Linked DNA regions of Homo sapiens: region 2 is linked to region 1. Evidence: chromatin loops called from intact Hi-C (ENCODE). Cell type or tissue: gastrocnemius medialis. All regions are shown on one strand. Each heading gives the region's core, and the rest is flanking DNA. Links, peaks and the distances in the headings are about the cores only. Region 1 overlaps CUX1 (cut like homeobox 1). Region 2 overlaps CUX1 (cut like homeobox 1).

What was found. A loop is a pair of places that touch in the nucleus more often than their neighbours do. Peaks named below come from ENCODE experiments on the same cell type or tissue, not always from the same donor. Only the 100,000 strongest peaks of a DNase experiment are listed, where the experiment ranks them.
Region 2: a loop joins it to region 1, with 2.1 times the contacts of the local background. A loop is called at or near these places in 1 of 110 quality-filtered maps.

Annotation. Positions count from the first base shown.
Region 1 is chr7:102,140,897-102,151,520 of GRCh38, reverse strand. The region is part of intron 8 of CUX1 (cut like homeobox 1); the gene reads right to left. Among named protein-coding and RNA genes, the nearest start is that of SH2B2, 140 kb to the left of the region's middle. RefSeq lists a silencer at 1,196-1,337. In gastrocnemius medialis, for the core only: no CTCF peak of the experiment used is centred there; DNase peaks (open chromatin) are centred at 4,360 and 5,200; H3K4me3 peaks cover 361 bases; H3K27ac peaks cover 3,545 bases.
Region 2 is chr7:101,970,384-101,981,007 of GRCh38, reverse strand. All of the region lies in intron 2 of CUX1 (cut like homeobox 1), which reads right to left. Among named protein-coding and RNA genes, the nearest start is that of CUX1, 160 kb to the right of the region's middle. RefSeq lists an enhancer at 1,774-2,415. In gastrocnemius medialis, for the core only: no CTCF peak of the experiment used is centred there; a DNase peak (open chromatin) is centred at 5,087; H3K27ac peaks cover 2,900 bases.

The DNA of each region.
Region 1 (10,624 bases), core at 2,740-7,739:
GTGTAATGGCATGATCTCAGCTCACTGCAACCTCCATCTCCTGGGTTCAAGCGATTCTCCCTGCCTCAGCCTTCCGAGTAGCTGGGATTACAGGTATGCGCCACCACACCCGGCTAATTTTTGTAGTTTTAGTAGAGACGGGGTTTTATCGTGTTGGCCAGGCTGGTCTCGAACTCCTGACCTCAGGTGATCCACCCGCCTCGGCCTCCCAAAGTGCTGGGATGACAGGCGTGAACCGACGCGCCCAGCCCCACCCCAGTCTTAATCATCCACTTTCTCTCCAAACTGCTGCCTCCTCCCCCCACTGAATTAATCCTGCCTGACAAACTGTCTGCAATAAGTAATACAAAAATGCCCAGGGGTTAATACCACAACTGTAAATGTAATCTTGGAAGCGCAGTAATGAATTAAATGGCATGTGGTTTCATGGTGTGAGTGTCAACAGTATTCCAAAGATTTTTCATTCTCTTCATGCTGAAGGCTCAACTAACCACATCAGTATCTGCAGCCTGACATTGGTCTAAAATCATTTATTTTCCAAAGTCTGTAATAACCGCACATATTGTTTGCTCAGCAAAATGATTTATTATAAAAATTTAGATCTCTCACGTTTTTATGAGCTGACGAAACAGCTTCCACTGATCTATTAACCTGCCCGGTATTATGCTCAGCTCTGACTTCAAATAGCGAATAATTTCAGTTTGGCCTAGAATATGTAGTTCGTTCAATCAGTTCACCACAGATCATTTCAGGGTATTCTCTGGGCTAACACACAGTTTTTATGAGGAACTGAAAAGGACATGGTCAAGGTCGATGGAAGGGAAATTATATCCACGCTGGAAATTCTAGTATTTACTTTCACGCAAGCCTCCTGGGGGCTAACGCGTGGCATCGGGGCACGGTGTTGGCGCATATTTCAATACCCAAATAAGCACGCTGGCATCAGGAGCTGTTAAAACGAGCTGTTAAAACAAAGTATATCTACAAGGCAGTTGGAAAAACATACAGAGCGGCCTTCAAAGACTAGTGTATCTTCTTAGACTTGATTCATAAGCCAATAGTCTCGGCCGGGCCCAGTGGCTCACGCCTGTAATCCTAGCACTTTGGGAGGCCGAGGTAGGTGGATCACTTGAGACCAGGAGTTTGAAACCAGCCTGGCTAACATGATGAAACCCTGCCTCTACTAAAAATACAAGTATTAGCCGGGCATGGTGGCGAGCGCCTGTAATCCCAGCTACTCGGGAGGCTGAGGCGGAAGAATCGCTTGAACCCCGGTCACAGAGGTTGAAGTGAGCTGAGATCGTGCCACTGCACTCCAGCCTGGGTACCAGAGCGAGACCCTGTCTCAAACAAAACAAAACAAAAAAACAAAGAAAACAAAAAAAACCCACCAATAGTCTCAATACCAGATCATAAAGTTCTTTGGCATTGAAAGGAGAAATATCTACAGATTAATTCTTCCTGCTTTAAAAGAAAAGCTCCAGTTAGGTTTGATCAAGCGAACTCTCCCCTTCTACCCCAGGGCTGCACGTGATGACCTGCTCTGTCCTTAAGGGGGGACATTTTTCACCACAACCTACACTGCAGGTGAGGCTTCCTTAGCACAGGGGGTAGAGGAAACGGACAGAGGTGGGGCTCGCTGGACCCTGTCCAGAAAGAGCAGGTTGCTGAAGCGGTGGAGACAGGGCCAGGCTCTGAGGAAGGTCACTTGGCTCTAGGTCTGGAATCCCCTTAACTCGGGGGGTCAAAGAGTTGGGCAAGGGGTGGGGGACAAACCTATAGGAAAAGCTGATCGGAGCACAAACGCCTGAACTTACGGAGAAGGGCTGGTCTGCAGTCTCATGCGAGCCAGGGCAAGATTACTCCCAGCAAAGGCACCTGCTGTGGCTGTCGTGCCCTGATGGCGATGGGCCCAGCTCAGACTGAGACAGGGAGGTCTCCCACCAATAACGCCCATGGGGCACCTACCATGAACCACACCCAAGGGAAACAAATGTCCCAGGGGAGGAGTGGGCAATGGCGTAGTGGCGCTGGGACTCCCTTCTCGCTAGCACACAGGAATACACCCTGCACATCCTAGGAGCTCAGCAGGGATATACCGGGCATGGGTGGGTGGGTGGGCAGGGACCCCCTTCCTGTCTACCCAGTGGGAGGCGGAAGGAAATGGCAGCCACCAGCGATTCAGCACAGTGACATCCCAGAAAGTGGTACAAGGGCCTCTGCAGACACCAGGAGAAACAGTATCCCGGAGTAGGGGACATCCAGTCTGTACCCTGGAGGATGAGTACAGATTTACTGAGCAGGGGACACTGGGATAGAGAGGTACGGCTGTCTAGAGAGAGAGGCCACAGGGAAATGGAAGCCTGTTCAATTTTGTAACAACTTTTCAGTGGCTCTCTCGGGGTTGCGAGGCATCCTGTGACCACATCTGCAAATAAAGACGGCAGAGTCTCTTCCCACACCCTTTGAATATTTCTTATCTCACGACAGAATACTACTCAGCCCTAAAAAGGAACGAGTTAATGACATTCACAACAACCTGCATGGGAGTGAAGACTATTATTCTAAGTGAAGTAACTCAGGAATGGAAAACCAAACATTGTATGTTCTCACTCGTAAGTGGGAGCTAAGCGATGAAAATGCAAAGGACTCTGGGGACTTGCGGGGAAAGGGTGGGAGGGGGGTGAGGGAAAAAAGACTATATATTGGGTGCAGTGTATACTGCTTAGGTGATGGGTGCACCTAAATCTCACAAATCACCACTCAAGAACTTACTCATGTTCTTGAGTAATATATAATATATATATATTAATATATTATATATATATAACACATACATTAATGTGTAGTTATATATAAAATACATTATATATATACATTTATTAATGAAATATCCAACTATATCCCTATTTTATTAAGATTTTTAAAATAAAAGATGGGCATTTCTTTGTTTTTTGTTTTTTTGTTTGTTTGTTTTTGATACGGAGTCTTGGTCTGTTGCCCAAGCTGGAGTGCACTGGTGCAATCTCAGCTCACTGCAACCTCTGCCTTCGGGGTTCAAGTGATTCTTGAGAATGCCCCAGCCTCCCTAGTAGCTGGAATTACAGGTGTGCACCACCACGCCTGGCTAATTTTTGTATTTTTAGTAGAGACGGGGTTTCACCATGTTGGTCAGGCTGATCTCGAACTCTTGACCTCAGGTGATCTGCCTGCCTTGGCCTCCCAAGGTGTTAGGATCACAGGTGTGAGCCACCGTGCCCAGCCTCTTTAGTCCTGTTCTGTTTCTTGGAAGCACCATGCTTGTCCCACCTACAGGCCTGGGTCTCAGCCCTCCTGGCCCTCCTCTGAGAGGCCTCTCCACAGCCACACTCTCCATTGTCCATTCATTTTGTTTCTGTTGCATTTATTCCCGTCTCAAAGTCTCTTGTTCATATATTGATTACTTGCTTATCCACTGCCATAGTTCCAGGGAACACAGCAGGTACTCACAAAATACTGGTTGACCAAATATGCAAATTTATTTATTTATTTATTTATTTATTTTTGAGACGGAGTCTCGCTCTGTCACCCAGGCTGGAGGGCAGTGGGGCGATCTCGGTTCACTGTAACCTCCGCCTCCTCAGCCTCCCGAGTAGCTGGGAGTACAGGCATGCGCCACCATGCCCGGCTAATTTTTCTATTTTTTTAGTAGAGATCAGGTTTCATCATGTTGGCCAGGCTGGTCTCGAACTCCTGATCTCCAGTGATCCACCTGCCTTGGCCTCCCAAAGTGCTGGGATGACAGATATGAGCCACCGCACCGGCCCAAATATGCAAATTAATGACACCTGTGATACCTGAGGTCCCCTGTCTTCTTGACAGACAGCCATTCACTGGCTAGTATTCTAAAGGGCAGAAAGGGTAGAATTCTTTTGGCAAATTGTAAATACAACTTTTAAGGAAAGAGCCTACAAGATGTTATTGCAGAAGGAAAATGATTCGCTTTTCAGAGCCTCTGAAAAACAAGGCAATAATAGTCTTGGGGGAGAAGTATTGAAAGACCCAGAATTAGGCTTCTTTTTGTCCAATGGACCGTGAGGTCCTGGAGTGCAGAACCAGGTGGCCCAGCTCACCACTCATCACTCATCCCCGTGCCCAACACGGATCTGTGAACCAGGTCAGGACTGAAGACACGGAGGCTGATGGGGAAGGGGAGGAGGGGAGGAGAGAGTGTTTTTCGGGGAAAGGTTTTCTTGGCAGCCCTCATCTGTATGACTTGCCCTATCTTTCGTTTTCCACCCAAGGTTAAACCACTTCTGCTTTGGCAGAAGTAGAGGGGAGGATGAAGCCATCTTGCATCTGCCAAGCCCCGGATCAAATGTGTCACACTCCACGGTGGCCCCACCCCTCCCCAATCAAAGGCCTGGAAAGAGAGTCGGTCCAGTCTGTGGAGCTTTATCCCTACAGATAACCTTCTGGAAATAGCGGTTTTCATTTTTGCTGGAAGTAACACTGTGCCGAGAGACAGTTAAACGGCCAGGATGTCACCTCTGTCTGCTCAGAAATTAACCAGAATTTGTTCTCTGTAGATTACCATTATACTAATTTAAATGATACAAAAGTAATGATTAAAAACAAGTTTAGGCCAGGCGCAGTGGCTCACTCATGTAATCCCAAGCACTTTGGGAAGCTAAGGTGGGTGGATCACTTGAGTTCAGGAGTTTGAGACCAGCCTGGCCAACATGGTGAAACCCCATCTCTACTAAAAATACAAAAATTAGCTAGGTGTGGTGGCGTGCGCCTGTAATCCCAGCTACTAAGGAGGCTGGGGTGGCAGAATTGCTTGAACCTGGGAGGTGGAAGTTACAGTGAGCCGAGATCACGCCACTGTACTCCAGCCTGGGCAACAGAGTGAGAGTCTGTTTAAAAAAAAGAAAGAAAGAAAGAAAAAACAAACCAACGAACATAAGAACGAGTTTGGTTAAGCCTCATCTTTTCAATCCCAAACGGGAAGAAAATTTCCCTTCCTGCCCCACAAGTTGACGTGTTCATGGGAAACGATTTCAATAAAATCTTCCTTTAGCCAGTCCGAGTATAGCTGATGAACCGAACGAAATGACCTTCTACGGCACGTGCGGGGTCAACTTTCTACCTGTGCCAAACCAATAGCACAGCTCTGGCCGGCTGGGTGCTCACCAGAGCGTGTGACCCCAGCGTGATCGGGAACAGCCTGTGACTGTCACTCGGGCTTCAGTCATCTCCAGGCAGGGAACATGGGACAGCTGCGGCCCAGGGAATGAGGCTCTGATATTGCATAATTCATTCGGCTTCTGCTCCTGAGACCGCACAGTGCCTCCAGGGATGAGCATCTGGGTTCATCGGCGGCTGCTTCCTGCATCTCTCTAGAGTTCTAACAGCCCTGCTCTACCCAAAGAAGTGGAGAGCAGGCTGGGTGTGCAGGTTCCTTTGTTCTTTAAAATCAAGTGAAATTAGGAAAATTGTGGTCTACAGAAAAGAGTGTGGCTGGTGGAAAATGGGTTGGAATTCTTCTCCACTGCATTTTTATTTTGTAAAAATTTTTATTTATTTATTTTTGAGATGGAGTCTTGCTCTACTGCCCAGGCTGGAGTGCAATGGCACGATCTCGACTCACCGCAACCTCTGCCTCCCAGGTTCAAGCAATTCTCCTCCCTCAGTCTCATGAGTAGCTGGGATTACAGGAGCCTGCCACCATGCCCAGCTAATTTTTGTATTTTTAGTAGAGGCAGGGTTTCACCATGTTGGTCAGGCTGGTCTTGAACTCCTGACCTCAGATGATCCACCCACCTCGGCCTCCCAAAGTGTTGGGATTACAGGCGTGAGCCACCGCGCCCGGCCCTCCCATTGTCTTTTAGTTGTTTGACCTTGGACAGACTTCTGAGCTGGACAGTCACCTATACAGGAGGAGCCATGAAATTCAAAGAAATTAGCATGAGGATAAAACAAGAACACAAAAAGAAAGGAAAAGATTTTGTAAACCACCAAGCTCCATGCCTGGATTCATTATGATTGTGTATCAAAGTCAGGACCTTTCTCTTCTGGTGAGCGCTCACTTCCAGTACCTGACACCATCGCGAGATCATCACAATCACCCACAAAGGGGCTTTTGGCCAAAAACTTCTAGCCTGAATCTGATCAAGCCTCTAGATTCAACCACAAATTTTCAGGAAAGCATGAGGACAGAGGAGCATGATAAACTATTTCTGGGGAGGCAATCAGTAAAATCTCAGCAGTGGGGTGGAGAATCTTTTCTGGACAAATGACCCCATTTCTAGCACAAATACATTGCAAGGAAAAGAAAAAGTGACGAAGAGGGAATCTATACAATGACCAAGACTTAAAGATACACCAGCCAACTGCAACGTGTGGATCTTACTTGAATCGAGATTCAAATTTTTTTTTTTTTTTTTTTTTTTAAGACGGAGTCTTGCTCTGTCGCCCAGGTTGGAGTGCAGTGGTGCGATCTCGGCTCACTGCAACCTCCGCCTCTCCGTTCAGGTGATTCCACTGCCTCAGCCTCCTGAGTAGCTGGGACTACAGGTGTGTGCCACCACACCCAGCTAATTTTTGTGTTTTTAGTAGAGACGAGGTTTTGCCATGTTAGCCAGGCTGTTTTCAAGCTCCTGACCTCAAGTTATCCACCCACCTCGGCCTCCCAAAGTGCTGGGATTACAGACGTGAGCCATTGCGCCCAGCCTAAATTAAAATAATTTTAGAAAATAAAACCATTATGAAGTTTGGGGGCAACTAGAAATTTCAAAACTGGCTAGATTTACCTGATCATATTAAAAAATTATTATGATTATTATTTTTACTGTTTTTTTTTTTTTTTGAGACAGGGTCTTGCTTTGTCACCCAGGCTGGAGCGTAGTGGTGTGATCATAGCTCACTGCAGCCTCAACCTCCCGGGCTCAAGCAATCCTCCCACCTCAGCCTCCTGAGTTGCTGGGACTGCAGGTGAAAAATTATTTTTGAATGTGCTAATTGCGCTGTGACTATATTAAAAAGAAAGTCCTTATTGTGAGGATATGTGTGTTAAAATGTTTAGAAAGGAAATGAAAGGATTCTGGGAGTAGCTTCAAGTCAAAACAGGAGTGGGGACAGGTGAGACGGGATGGGCCATGAACGGGAGATGCTGACACCAGGTCACGCGTACGTCGGAAATTTAACATATGAAACATAAACAAAAAACCCAATAAGACAACAAAAAAAGTGAAGAGCATCACAGTAGTCAGGTATCCCTCCATCGTCACTCATTAATTGTAAAGCGTGCACTGATGCTGACTGCTACTATTCCATTTGCAATGAAACAAGGTGATAAGCAAGACATAAAAATACTCAAGAAGAAGGAGAATCTAAAGGACGCTGCATGGCTGTGGCTGCAGCTGTGGAAAAGAATATGGATTAGAAGTGGCCGTCCTGGCTGGGCGCAGTGGCTCACGCCTGTAATCCCAGCACTTTGGGAGGCTGAGGTGGGTGGATTGCCTGAGGTCAGGAGTTCGAGACCAGCCTGGCCAACATGGTAAAGGCTCGTCTCTACTAAAAATACAAAATTGGCCGGGTGGGGTGGTGCATGCCTGTAATTCCAGCTACTCGGGAGGCTGAGACAGGAGGATGGCTTGAACCCAGGAGGTGGAGGCTACAGTGAGCTGAGATCGCACCACGGCACTCCAGTCTTGGTGAGACAGATTGAGACTCCGTCTCAAACAAAACAAAACAAAAAAACAAAAGAAGAAGTGGCCGTCCTGTGCGGTCCACCTGATGCCAGACTCTGCTAACTTTAGTCAAGACAGTTACCTTCCCGGAATCCCGTTTACCCACTTGCCAAGGGGAAAAAAATGTATACAAAGAGCACATCTCTATAAGAAGAATGTGACTTTAAAAAATAATATACCATATATATGTTTTTCTTTGACACAGAAAATGATTGGGCCAGGCGCAGTGACTCACACCTGTAATCCCAGCACTTTGGGAGGCCAAGGTGGGAGGATCGCTTGAGCCCAGGAATTCGAGACCAGCCTGGGCAACATGGTGAAGCTCCGTCTCTACAAAACATTAATACAAAAATTAGCTGGGTATGGTGGTATGCACTTGTGGTCCCAGCTACTTTGGAGACTGATGTGGGTGGATCGTTTGAGCCCAGGAGTTGGAGGCTGCAGTGAGCTATGATCGCGCCTCTGTGCTCCAGCTTGGGTGACAGAGCAAGACTCTGTCTCATAAAAAAGAAAAAGATTGTTAGCCAAGAACAGAGAATGGGAAGAAAATGAATTCTGGAAGGGAACCCCCCAAGTACCATCTGACCCAGGAAGGGAACTGTCATGGTGAGAGGCCTACACTTAGGTGATGGAGGAAACTGAGGCACAAGTTCCTGCTGTTGACATCGTGGGCCGGCAGCCTGCCATCCATTGAGCCCCCTGGCCATGGGACAGTTACAAAGACGCAGGCAACATGGCTCCTGCACTCCGGGGACTTGCCCCAACTGTGCCAGGAATCACGGGTAGACAACAACCTGGCAGGAAATGGGGACCGGTTGTTACTTCTTTACTTTCAGATTTGTTTTTATTATTATTATTATTTTTTAATAGATGGGTCTTGCTCTGTTGCCCAGGCTGGAGTGCAGTGGTTTGACCATGGCTCACTGCAGCCTTGAACTCATGGGCTCAAGAGATCCTCCTGCCTCGGCCTCCCAAGTAGCTGGGACTACAAGTGTGCATCACCTCTCCCGGCTAATTTTTAAATTTTTTGCAGAAACAAGGTCTCACTATGTTGGCCAGGCTGGTCTTGAACTCCTGTCTTCAAGTGATCCTCCTGTCTCGATCCCCTGAATACCTGGGACTACAGGTGTGCACCATTACACATGGCTAATTTATTTTTTGTAGAGACAGGGTCTTGCTCTGTTGCCCAGGCTGGAGTGCAGTGGTACTATCATGGCTCACTGCAGCCTCAAATTCCTGGGCTCAAGTGATCCTCCTGCCTCAGCCTCCCAACTAGCTGGGCTTACAGGTGTGAACTACCACACCTGGCCCTAGTTTCAGACTTTTAAAGGCTGTTTAGGAAGGGATGCTGTTCTGTCATCTATACCCATTGTTTTTAACAGTCTCCTTCATGTTTTAGTGTGAAACTTCGCCAGCAAACCTTCCTACAGGTGGGAGTACTGCTTGCCCAGTTTCTGCATTCTCTCTTTCAGAACCACCTTTCAGGTTCTGTTTGCCATTCCTGGTTTACTTCACCTGTGAGCATCCCGCCTGTACCTCCAACAGACGCTGCCCAAGAATGCGCCAAATCATATTTTGGACAAGACGCGGGCTTCTCTCTCTCATCTGCCTCCTGCGCTGCACAAAAGACACACCACAGGGGAGCAGTGCAGACCTACAGAGGAAGACTGCTAGGATTTCACAAGTGGGGAAACTGAGGTGCAGGGCGGCGCAGTGGTGCATGGGCTCAAGGGCATGGTAGGCAACCTGTCTCTACTAAAAGCCTGGCCTTTACTCCCAAGTACAAGGGTTTCTAATGACTTTCTCCCCTAAGTACTGTGTGGTAGGAAGTGTTAAGGAAAGGTTGGGACCAGGCATGGTGGCTCACGCCTGTAATCCCAGCACTCTGAGAGGCTGAGGCGGGTGGATCACTTGAGGTCAGGAGTTCAAGACCAGCCTGACCAACATGGAGAAACCCCGTCTCTACTAAAAATACAAAAAAAAAAAAAAAAAAAAAAATTAGCTGAGAGTGGTGGTGTGCACCTGTAATCCCAGCTACTCGGGAGGCTAAGGTGGGAGAATTGCTTGAACCCGGGAGGCACAGGTTGAAGTGAGCCAAGATTGTGCCACTGCACTACAGCCTGGGCAACAGAGTGAGAGCCTGTCTCAAAAACCAAAACAAAGCTTTGGTGGCAGAGGCAGAGAAGCTAAAACTAAGAATAAAAAAAATTTCTGATTGCATACTAGTTATCGCTCTCAGCTTCCTCTCCTTCCCCATCCCCAAGCCCAATCCCACTTCCTGGGCCCACCTCCCTGGCTCAGGTCCCAAATCCTGGCATCTTCTGACCAACCCAAGCTCCTTCAACCTTCTTCCACCTGGTTTTTCCCCAGTAAAGTCAATGCTTGGCTCACCTGTGGCTTCAGAGTTCTATAGATTTGTCCACAATTCCCTCCCCGCTTAATTGCCTTGCACTTAAGTTAGCTGGTGGTTTCCTGTACCCCGCAGGGCTGGGAAGTGAAACTGAAGACCCAGGCAGTGGAGGCACGAGAACGTTCATAGGAAAGACAGCATCCTTCCTCTTCCTCTCGCTGGCACCGAAAGTCTGCCTTTCGGCAGGCTAAGTACCTTTTTTAGGGCAACTTGAAAATGAATAATTCAGCGGTTCCTATTCTGCTTGTGAAGTGTTAGACAAACAATTCAGATGGGGCCAGACTTGCTGGCCCCACGAAGACCGTCCGTTCCCTTCACTCTGACATCATTGGATTTGGCCATGAATCTTTAAGAACGCCCTCCATCCTGTCTAATCACTAAAATACCACAAAGGAAGTTCACAATACTTAGACGTAGCGAAAAAAATAGAAAGGTTAATTGCAACAAGAAGTTTTCCCTCCTAGCCAAGCAGTGTATCAGG
Region 2 (10,624 bases), core at 2,277-7,276, 170 kb after region 1:
TTTTGCACCAAACTAAATATTGCCTGAAATTTCCAAAGACGCAGCATGTGACTCGGTAGCTAAAGGGGGAAAGAGCATCCCTAGAGTTAAGTTCCCAGGACATTGAACTCAAAGGCCAGATTCAGAGAGAGGAGTCAGGAAGCGCAGGTGCTGTGTTCGGGAGAAAGTCCCACGGGGTGTGGGGCACTGTGGCTTCCAGGTACATCCGTGCGGACGGCGGGCTGGTTCTCGGGGCCTTCAGGAGCCCTGTTCTTGGGCCGGGGGTCACAGAGTTAGGAGACGGCTGGCTGGCTGAACAGTTACAAGCTGGCCTAGAGCAGAAGAAGGTGGTTTATGTCACCGCACTCTCCCCTGAGTCAGAAGCGGGAGAGGTGTCTCCAGGGTCTGCCTGAGTGAGAACCAATCTGCCACCTACTTTGGATTGTGTCATTTTTCACTCAAGTGCCAGGTAGAGAACTGGTCAGATTCTTCAAAATGAAGATTTTTATTGTTTTAATTGGAAACAGGGTCTCCCTCTGTCGCCCAGGCTGGACTGCAGTGACACAATCACAGCTGACTGCAGCCTCGACCTCTCGGGTGGAGCAATCCTCCCACCTCAGCTTCCCCAGTAGCTGGGACCACAGGTGCATGCCACCATGCTCAGCTACTTTTTAAACATTTTTTTTGGAGAAACAGGGTCTTGCTATGTTGCCCAGGCTGGTCTCGAACTCCTGGGCTCAAGCAATCCTCCCACTTTGGCCTCCCAAAGTGCTGGGATTCCAGGTGTGAGCCCCCACACCCAGCCTGAAGGTTCTTCTTCTGTAAGATCCTGAGTAGTGGCATCACTGCCCTGGGGACCCTCTGTTGAGAATAATATTCATCACAACCTCCCTGGCCCAGAATGACACTGCAGGGCACTGCTCCCTAAGCCCGGTGCTGGCTGGGAGCCCTTCCAGAAACAGCTCAAGGGTAGGGCCCCGCTCTCCGCACTCTGTCACCCAGCCCTGGGCCTGTACTCATACTCACAGCGCTGGAAACAAAGTTCCTGAATAACAGACGAAGAAATAAAACACCCAGCCGGACACGGTGGCTCACGCCTGTAATCCCAGCACTTTGGGAGGCCAAGGCGGGTGGATCACCTAAGGTCAGGAGTTCGTGACCAGCCTGGCCTGTTAACATGGTAAAACCCTATCTCTATTAAAAATACAAAAATTAGCTGGGCATGGTGGTGGGCACCTGTAGTGCCAGCTACTCGGGAGGCTGAGGCATGAGAATTGCTTGAACTCAGGAGGTGGAGGTTGCAGTGAACCGACATTGTGCTACTACACTCCAGCCTGGATGACAGAGCAAGACTCCGTCTCAAAAAAAAAAGAAAAAAGAAAGAAAACACCTGAGCCCTGCCAAGGGGGAGCTGTCTTCCCCAAACCAACAAACCTCCTAAAGATAGCTGGGAGCCCATCCTACCAGCTCTGATTTGGGGCTGGTTTGTGAGTTACTGTTAGGAGTAAGTCCCTAGAAGTGATAAAAGATAAATCAACCCAACGTTTGATTTATAAGATATATCAGACTGATAACTAGTGACAATGTTAATCTAATTACAATTCAAAAATCTCATCACATCCATTTTCCATGCTATTTCATTAACTTGGGCTTTTGCCAACAATTCAACATTTTAAGCGTGACCGAATTCACGCTTCATTCCTTCGGTGTGGGTGATGACCTGCTCCAGGGTGAGGGTCTCAGAGCCCCTCTTCCACCCAGTGGCCCATATGCCGGCCCTAGGGAGCCCTTTTTCTAGCCCACAATCCTTTCCCAGCATCACAGTCTAGAGCACCTCCATCTCCTGGTACTCACCTCCTGGAAGGTTTTCTGAGTGGTCAACATGTTCCCGAGAGCCTACATCTGCACTGCTTGCCCAGGATTTCTGCTTCTTGCTCATTAAATGGACACTCTTGGCTTTAAAGGTAGGGCAGGCACCAGGCGGTTAACACCAGGCAGCGCCCCTCTGGCCCCAGTAATTTGTGACCACTGGTCATTATGCTTCCCACATAGAATCCAGCCAGCCCATCAACAGATGTTTACTGTGCACCTATGATACCCCGGGCTCTGTGCCTGGGGCTGGACGTACGCCGTGAAGTGGCCTGAAAGTGCTCTCATGGGAATGGCATTCTAGGAGGGAAAGGTAGACAGAGATGGAAATGACACACCAGGCAATGTGTGACAGGAAGAGCACAAGTAGCTGGAATTCCGGGTGAGCCAGGTGGAAGAAAGTGGAAGAAGCCACGGGGCGCAGAGGAGGAGGACAGAGGCTAGGCAGGTTCAAGGGTGAAGACCGGGGCTAGAGGGGCCGTGGCCCAGCCAGTGAGGGCGACGTGGGGTCACAGAATGTGGAAGGTTGGATGGAAAGACATCAGAGGGTCTAGCAGGGAGACGGAAAGATCTGAACTGCATTCGTTAGAAATAAAACTGAGGCCGCTGGGGAAAGAGAATGGACAGAAGGCAGCCAAGAACGGAAGTGGTGGTGGGGTGGCCATGACAGTGGCTTGGGCCAAGGTGACAGCGTGTAGCTGGGAGCCCAGGTGTATCCAGGAGGAAGGACGGGCTTGCTGGTGGACCAGGCATGTCGGGGGAGAGGAGGGGGAGCCCCAGGGCACACCTAGGTTTTAGCCTGAGCAGCCCCTGGGTGGTGACGCCATTTCCCGAGGTGACAGGGGGACTGGGATTGGTGGTGCAGGCGGTGTGTGTGGGAGGGGTCAACAGTTCTCTTTTGAAGCCATGTGAAGCCGGAGATGTCTTTCCAAGTAGAGATGTTGAATATTCAGTTGAATATTTGGGTTAATATAAATATAGACGCCATCCTTCTGTGGATGGTATTTTAAGCCACGAGAGTCGATGGGATCCCCTGAGGACAGGGTCTTGTAGATATCAAAGGGCAGGTCCCCGAGACTTATGTGCCCTCTAACCTCAGGTGCAGGGCGCGAGTGGGGACCCAGCAGAGTGATGGGCAAGGTGGGCCGAACCAGGAGAGCCTGTATCTCAGACAGGGGTCAGGGAAAAAAAAAACGTTTTAAGAAGGGGAAAGTGGTCTGCTCTCAAGAGCTCAGTCACATCTCATGCTTTACTTTTCAATAATTTTCACACATTCTGCTGACCCCCCATATATAACCATGCTTAAAAAGCAAGATTGCAGCTTGAAATTCCTAGTTCTTGGCTCCTGGAAGGAGGAATCTTTTTTATTTATTTATTATTATTATTTTTTGAGCAGAGTCTCACTCTGTCACCCAGGCTAGAGTGCAGTGGTGCAATCTCGACTCACTGCAGCCTCTGCCTCCTGGGTTCAAGCGATTCTCTCAAAGGAGAATCTTTTTATGTTATTTATTTATTTTGAGCCACGGTTTCACTCTGTTGCCCAGGCTGGAGTACAGTGGCACGATCATAGCTAACCTGCAGCCTCGATCTCTTGGGCTCAAACCATTCTCTTGCATCACCCTCCCAAATAGCTGGGACTACAGGTGTGCACCATCATGCCTGGCTAAAGTTTTGATTTTTTGGTAGAGATGGGGTCTTGCTACACTGTCCAGGCTGGGGAATCCTTTTATTTAAAAATAATGGTATTTCTTCAAAGAATAGCTTCAGCTTGGACCAAACCAATTTTCCAAGACTGAACAGAGACAAGGAGGAGTGGCAGCCAATGTAGGGAATATCTGGAGCTGGAAAAAGAGCAATGTTTTAAGTAAGGGCTGGAAGGAAGTTCCTTGTGGGTTGATACATCTTCGGGAGTGGAGAGATAAAAGCGGAAATGGAAATCAGGAAGGGTGCTGGGTGCAGTGGCTCACGCCTGTAATCCTAGCACTTTGGGAGGCCGAGGCGGGAGGATCACCTGAGGTCAGGAGTTCAAGACCAGCCTGGCCAACATGGTGAAGCCCCATCTCTACTAAATATACAAAAATTAGCCGGGTGTGGTGGTACACACCTGTAATCCCAGCTACTTGGGAGGCTGAGGCAGGAGAACTGCTTGAACCTGGGAGGTGGAGATTGCAGCAAGCTGAAATCATGCCACGACACTCCAGCCTGGGTAACAAGAACGAAACTACATCTCCAAAAAAAAAAAAAAAAAAAAAAAAAAAATCAGAAAGGGAAAAGACTATTCAAATTCTAGTTACAATATCAACTAAATGGAATAAAGTCAAATTTAAATCTCGGGAAGTTGGAGCTACTTTTGTTTCCCCTGAACTGTGACAGAGCAGGACAATTGTTCAAAGAGGCACATGGAGTTTTCACACCTCCAGTATAATGAGACGCACTGGATCCACCGATGTAAATTTAGAGTTTTTCAATATGTGCAATTATGCCACCATCCAAAATGCCAAAATGCTGCCACATTCACACTCGTCATCAGATCTTTAATGGCTGCCCAAAAAAGTTATGAGAAAGAGGAGAGTGGCTGATGGGAGAAACAGTCAATTACAGCTCTCTGGAAAGCCCTCAGGCTGCCACCTCTACAAGTTTTGGCTTTTAGGGGAAGTTCATTTCAAACTCCTGCCCCCGTCTGGGTTTTTCAATCAAAAATTCCTTATGCATATTTTTGGTTCACATTTCCCATCGCTCAAAAATGATTTTTAAAATTTTCTTTTATTCAGAATATTTAAAGGAATATTGCATTGGGAAAATGAGCTATCTGCCTGGGGGAAAAAACAGATCCCTTACACTACAATACCCTACACACAAAACTGTTGTCGATTCAAAAACCAAGTGAAACACTAGAAATCTACAATTACTATAAGAGAGTACAGAAATATAGTTTATGTTTACAAAATGAATGGTAGATTTGGGAAAAATTTCTACAACATGTAAGAGAGAAATAATTAATTCATACTGTGGTTTTTTGTTTGTTTTAGAGATGGGGTCTCTCTCTGTGCCCAGGTTGGAGTGCAGTGGTGTGATCTCGGCTCACTGCAATCTTCACCTCCCAGGTTCAAGTGATTCTCCCTGCCTCAGCCTCCCAAGTAGCTGGGATTACAGGCATCCATCACAACGCCTGGCTAATTTTAGTAGAGACGGGGTTTCACCATGTTGGCCAGGCTGGTCTGGAACTCCTGACCTCAGGTGATCCACCCACCTTGGCCTCCCAAAGTGCTGGGGTTACAGGCGTGAGCAGCTGTGCCCGGCCTTAATTCATGCTCTTTAAAAGTGAGTAAGATGACGACGAGGTAAAAGACCAACCAAAATAAACAAAGGATGTCAAAAGGTAATTTACACAGGAGATACCACTGGCTAACAAACACACGGAAAGACAGCCAACCTCACTGTTGATGGACGAGTTTTGAGTTTAAGGCAATATATATTTTTTGACCAGTGGAAAATTTATCACAATGCCATTATCCAGGGTTAGTGAGGTTTGGAGGAAGAGAACACTCCCATGCCTCACTGGTGAGGAGTGACAACTGAAACAGGCATTTTCTTTTTTCTTTTAGAGACGGGGTCTCGTTCTGTCACCCAGGTTGGAGTACATGACACAATCATAGCTCACTGCAGCCTCGAACTCCTGGGCTCAAGTGATCCTCCCACCTCAGCTTCCTGAGTAGCTGGGACTACAAGCACATGCCACCATGCCTAGCTGATTAAAAAAAAAAAAATTCATTTTTTGTAGAGATAAGGAGGTCTCACTATGTTGCCCAGGCTGGTCTCAAGCTCCTCCTGCCTTAGCCTCCCAAAGTGCTGAGATTACAGGCGTGAGCCTTTTCTTTTCTCTCTCTCTCTCTCTTTTTTTTTCCTTTTGAGACAGAGTCTTGCTCTGTTGCCCAGGCTGGAGTACAGTGGCACAATCGCGACTCACTGCAACCTCCATCTCTCGGGTTCAAGGGATTCTCCTGCCTCAGCCTCCTGAGCAGCTGAGATTACAGGCACCTCCCATCACGCCCGGCTAAGTTTTGTATTTTTAGTGGGGACGATGAGGTTTTGCCATGTTGGCCAGGCTGGTCTCGAACCCCTGACCTCAGTTGATCCACCCACCTCGGCCTCCCAAAGTGCTGGGATTAGAGGTATGAGCCACCACACCTGGCTGGTGTGGGCCATTTCTGATGCCAAATTGGCAAAGAACATGGACATCTTTCTGACCCAGCAAATCCCATTCCCAGACCTCCCTCTGCCCACATGCCATGACAGCCTCCTTCCCAAAAACACTCCTGAGATGCCTTCCTCGCTCTTGTCTTTTCCATGTGTTTATTATACATACAACGCACAAATAATTCCTACTATAAAATTTAAGAAAATAGAGATGACTAAGGAATGAATGAAAGCCCCTCACGCCAAGCTGCCCGCCCCCTTCCTCAGCTGATATCACCCCTGGCTGCGCTCTTCTCTGTGATACAAAAGGCACTTTTGGAGTGAATGATACTCTCTCCAGCTGAAAAGGCCAACCTGTAATATATCTACATCTATATTTAGATTATAGAATTAGATCCCAATTTAGCTGACTTTCATCTCATAGCCTGTGATGTTTCCCAGCGCTGCCTGAATTAGATTTCCTACTAGTTAGAATTTCCTGTAAGCTAGGATTAAAAGCTCTCGTTTCCTAGTTTCTCCTTTCTATCTTAATCATTATACAGCACTTCACATTTCATAAGAACTTTTGAAAATATTAACAGGTTATTTCGCTTCCTGATAATCTATGAAAGACACAGAGAGGATAAAACTAGAGTGTGTGGTTAAGATGAGAGTGTGCCACAGTAAGACTCCAGGATGGGGACATTTTCGGCTCTGTGGCCTCAGTCATGGTCAAGTCATTTGTTCTTTTTGGGTCTGATTCTTAATTTTTAAAATGAGAATTTGATACTTGGGAGGCTGAGGTGAGAGCATTACTTGAGCCCAGGGAGGTGGACGTTGCAGTGAGATTGTGCCACCGCACTCCAGCCTGGGTGACAGAGCCAGATTCTATCTCAAAAAAAAAAAAAAGAATCTGGGCCGGGCGCAGTGGTTCACGCCTGTAATCCTAACACTTTGGGAGGCTGAGGCGAGTGGATCACGAGGTCAGGAGTTCCAGACCAGCCTGGCCAACATAGTGAAACCCCGTCTCTACTAAAAATACAAAAAATTAGCCAGGCATGGTGGCGGACACCTGTAATCCCAGCTACTCGGGAGGCTGAGGTAGGAGAATCTCTTGAACCTGGGAGGTGGAGGTTGCCGTGAGCTGAGATCATGACACTGCACTCCAGCCCAGGCGACAGTGTGAGACTCCGTCTCAAAAAAAAAAAAAAAAGAAAAAGAAAAAGAAAAAGAATCTGGGGCAAGGTGGACAGTATAGAAAGTGCCTGTCCCATATGTTCTAATTGGGACATGTCACTTTCTTTCCCTCTTCTTTCAAAATTCACTCCAATTCAGGGGTCCAGGTGGGGGCTATTAAGGGTGCTGGTGGCATTTTCCATCTGGGTGCAGGGGACACGGGTGCATTCATTTGGCGCAAATTAATTGAATGCACGCAGTATGAAGTGTACATTTTTCTATATGCATAACTTTCCCTGTATGCATGACTTCAATTTAAATGGTCAAACCAAAAAGGTAAAACTTGCTCCCTCCAGTCTCCAATTCCCCTGTCAGCAGACTGTCCTGGCGTTGCACTGGCTTGCTGCGGAGGGCTGGGGGGCAGTGGTGGAAATGAGCCTCTCATTAAAAACACGTGCCTTCTGGGAGCCGTGATGAACGTGAGTGTGAGATGAGTCCAGCTGCGGTCAGAGCCATGGGATGTGGGTCACTGTGACCCAGTGGGTCACAGGTGCTGAGCAAGGAAGGGCTGGGAGGCTCAAGCAAAATCTACAAGAAAAATCTAAAGGGGCCCAGCCTCTGCCAGGAAAAGCAGGCCTGGCTCTGCTGAAACCCCAATCACGCTCTGATGGATACCGGTACCTGGGCAAGGATACCGTGGATGGACTTGATTCTTCTCTCCTGAAATGTACGAGAAGGTGCATGCGGGGATTTCGGCTGCCTGAAAAGCAACCCTCTAAAACCCGAGTGTCATTTTTAGAATCAAAAAGGAAGGAAGGCAGTGGCTGGCTGCACTGGTCAGTAACGAGATCTGGAGCTTTTCGCCTTAAGGTCACTGTTTAAAACTCTGCCCTGGGTCAGTGGTAACAGAAAGTCACGACTCCCTCACAGGCATCAGGGTGCAACTTTGAATGCCAAGAAGGGCTGTGTCTGTTGGTTACCACGCGGCGAGCTCCCGGGACACCTCCTGACACCTACTGACAGTGTCTCTTTCTCTAGGAGTGGCCTCTCTTCCCACCCACCATGGCGGCCTGGCCTGGAGGAGGAGGCATTGGGGCCGGAGTCCTTCCCCGACAGGGAGTCTCTCTCCACCTTGGCGGCTGAACTCCAGCACACGAATACACAGGAGGTGGTGAGGGCGCGTGAATACAGCAGAAAGGGCCACCAGCAGAGACAAAAAGGAGGAGCAAAGGGCAGATGTGTCCAGTGGTCAGGGCCCTCCCCAGGTCCTCCGTGCTCCTGGCCCTCTTCAAGGCTGTTTTCGATGCGGGATCCATGACACGCTTCTCTCTCCAACAGATCCCCGCAACCTAGCCAGGTCAGATGCCGTCCGAGGAGGCAAGAAAATTCTGATCGATCTCTTTGTCCCCGAACGGTATGTGTCTAAAAAGACTAAACCAACCAGATTTAAAAGAGGGACAGAGTTCATTCTCTGGTTCTAATGACCAGTACTTTACAAGCTACATTTACTCTGTATCTGAACTCAAAACATCAGTTGATCTGGCCCGGGCACGGTGGCTCACGCCTGTAATCCCAGCACTTTGGGAGGCGGAGGCAGGCGGATCACGATGTCAGGAGATCGAGACCATCCTGGCTAACACGGTGAAACCCCGTCTCTACTAAAAATACAAAAAATTAGCTGGGCGTGGTGGCAGGCGCCTGTAGTCCCAGCGTCTTGGGAGGCTGAGGCAGGAGAATGGCGTGAACCCGGGAGGCGGAGCTTGCAGTGAGCCAAGATAGCGCCACTGCAGTCCCACCTGGGCGAAAGAGCGAGACTCTGTCTCAAAATAAATAAATAAATAAAAATAAATCAGTATCTGAAATCACCCAACTCACAAATCCAGACAGAAGTTCCTCTACCTATAGAAAGAGGTGTATCCACTCCTAAAAATGGGCCTGTAATTCTCTTGTCTTCTTTTAGACCAATGTAATGCTGCTTCTATTAAGCTGTAAGATACCTGCCAGTGGCACTTGGTTGCCAGCAACTTGTAACCGGCAATGAAACCAAGTGACTTCTTTTTACGAGGATCTTTAGGGAGAATTTTTTTTGCCAACACCAGAGGAGCTGTGCTTTCCCTCAACACATGCTTTGTTTTGAGCTTGTGGACAGCGTAAGTCACATGACTTATCTGGTTGCCCTTTTTGCATTGGTTGCTGGGAAGCTCACAATCAAGTCTGTATCTCATCTTTACAAAGTACACAGGGCCTGGGGAACTTTGGATAGTTGTCTAATTCTGGTTCTAACTGCCTTTTCCTCTCACTTTATTTACAATTTATTTTTACAATAGAGATTGGGTCTCCCTATGTTGCCCAGGCTGACCTTGAACTCCTGGGCTCCAGTGATCCTCCTGCCTTGGTCTCCCAAAGTGCTGGGATTACAGGTGTGAGCCACCATGCCCAGCCTCCTCTCACTTTCTTTCCTCTTCGTTCCCACTCACTCCCAGTCTCATGCCTTGCTTGTCATACTGTGCTAACTGTAACTTTGCAAGCCATTGGAAATCATTCTTGGAAGTGAGCAGAACACAACCAGCCAGGAGGGCAGGAATGGCATAGTGTCAAGGGCATGGCTGTAGGGTCACACCGACCCAGACTCAATATGAGCTCAACCCTTGCTGGCAGCGCCATACTGGGCAGGCCAGTGACCTCTCTGAGCCTCAGTCTCCCCAGATGGAAAATGGGGAAAGTATCTTTTTCAGGACTGTTGTCAGGATTAAATTAGTAGATACATGTGAACGTGCTCAGCTCAGTGCCTTGTTCAAAGCAGGTGCCTAAGATAAGTCACTTCCCTTTCCTTCTGCTGCAGGCAAAACTGGCAGAGATCCCACCCAAAGTCCCCAGACAACCAGGATGCCTCTACACTCCAAGGAGGTCAGTTGATCCCAGGGTCAGTTCTGATTAGAAATGGGAAGGTTCAGCCGGGTGCAGGGGCTCACGCCTGTAATCCTAGCACTTTGGGAGGCTGAGGCAGGTGGGTCAGCTGAGGTCAGGAGTTCAAGGCCAGCCTGCCCCAAATGGTAAAACCCTGTCTCTACTAAAAAGACAAAAATCAGCCGGGTATGGTCGTACGCGCCTGTAATCCCAGCTACTCGAGGGGCTGAGGCAGGAGCAATGCCTGAACCTGGGAGGCCAAGGTTGCAGTGAGCCAAGATCGTACCACTGCACTCCAGCCTGGGCGACTGAATGGGACTCCTTTTCAAAAAAGAAAGAAAGAAAAGAAAGACATGGGAAGGTCTGGGATACTCAGCAGAGGCGTGGGGAGGTCATGTCCCACTCCTCGAGCTCAGGTTCTGCAATCCTGGGGTGTGTGCAAACCTCGGTGGGGTTTGGCCAGCCCCACATGAAGCCTGTATCAGACAGTTTGTCCTTTAGGAACTGCAGGTGGGAA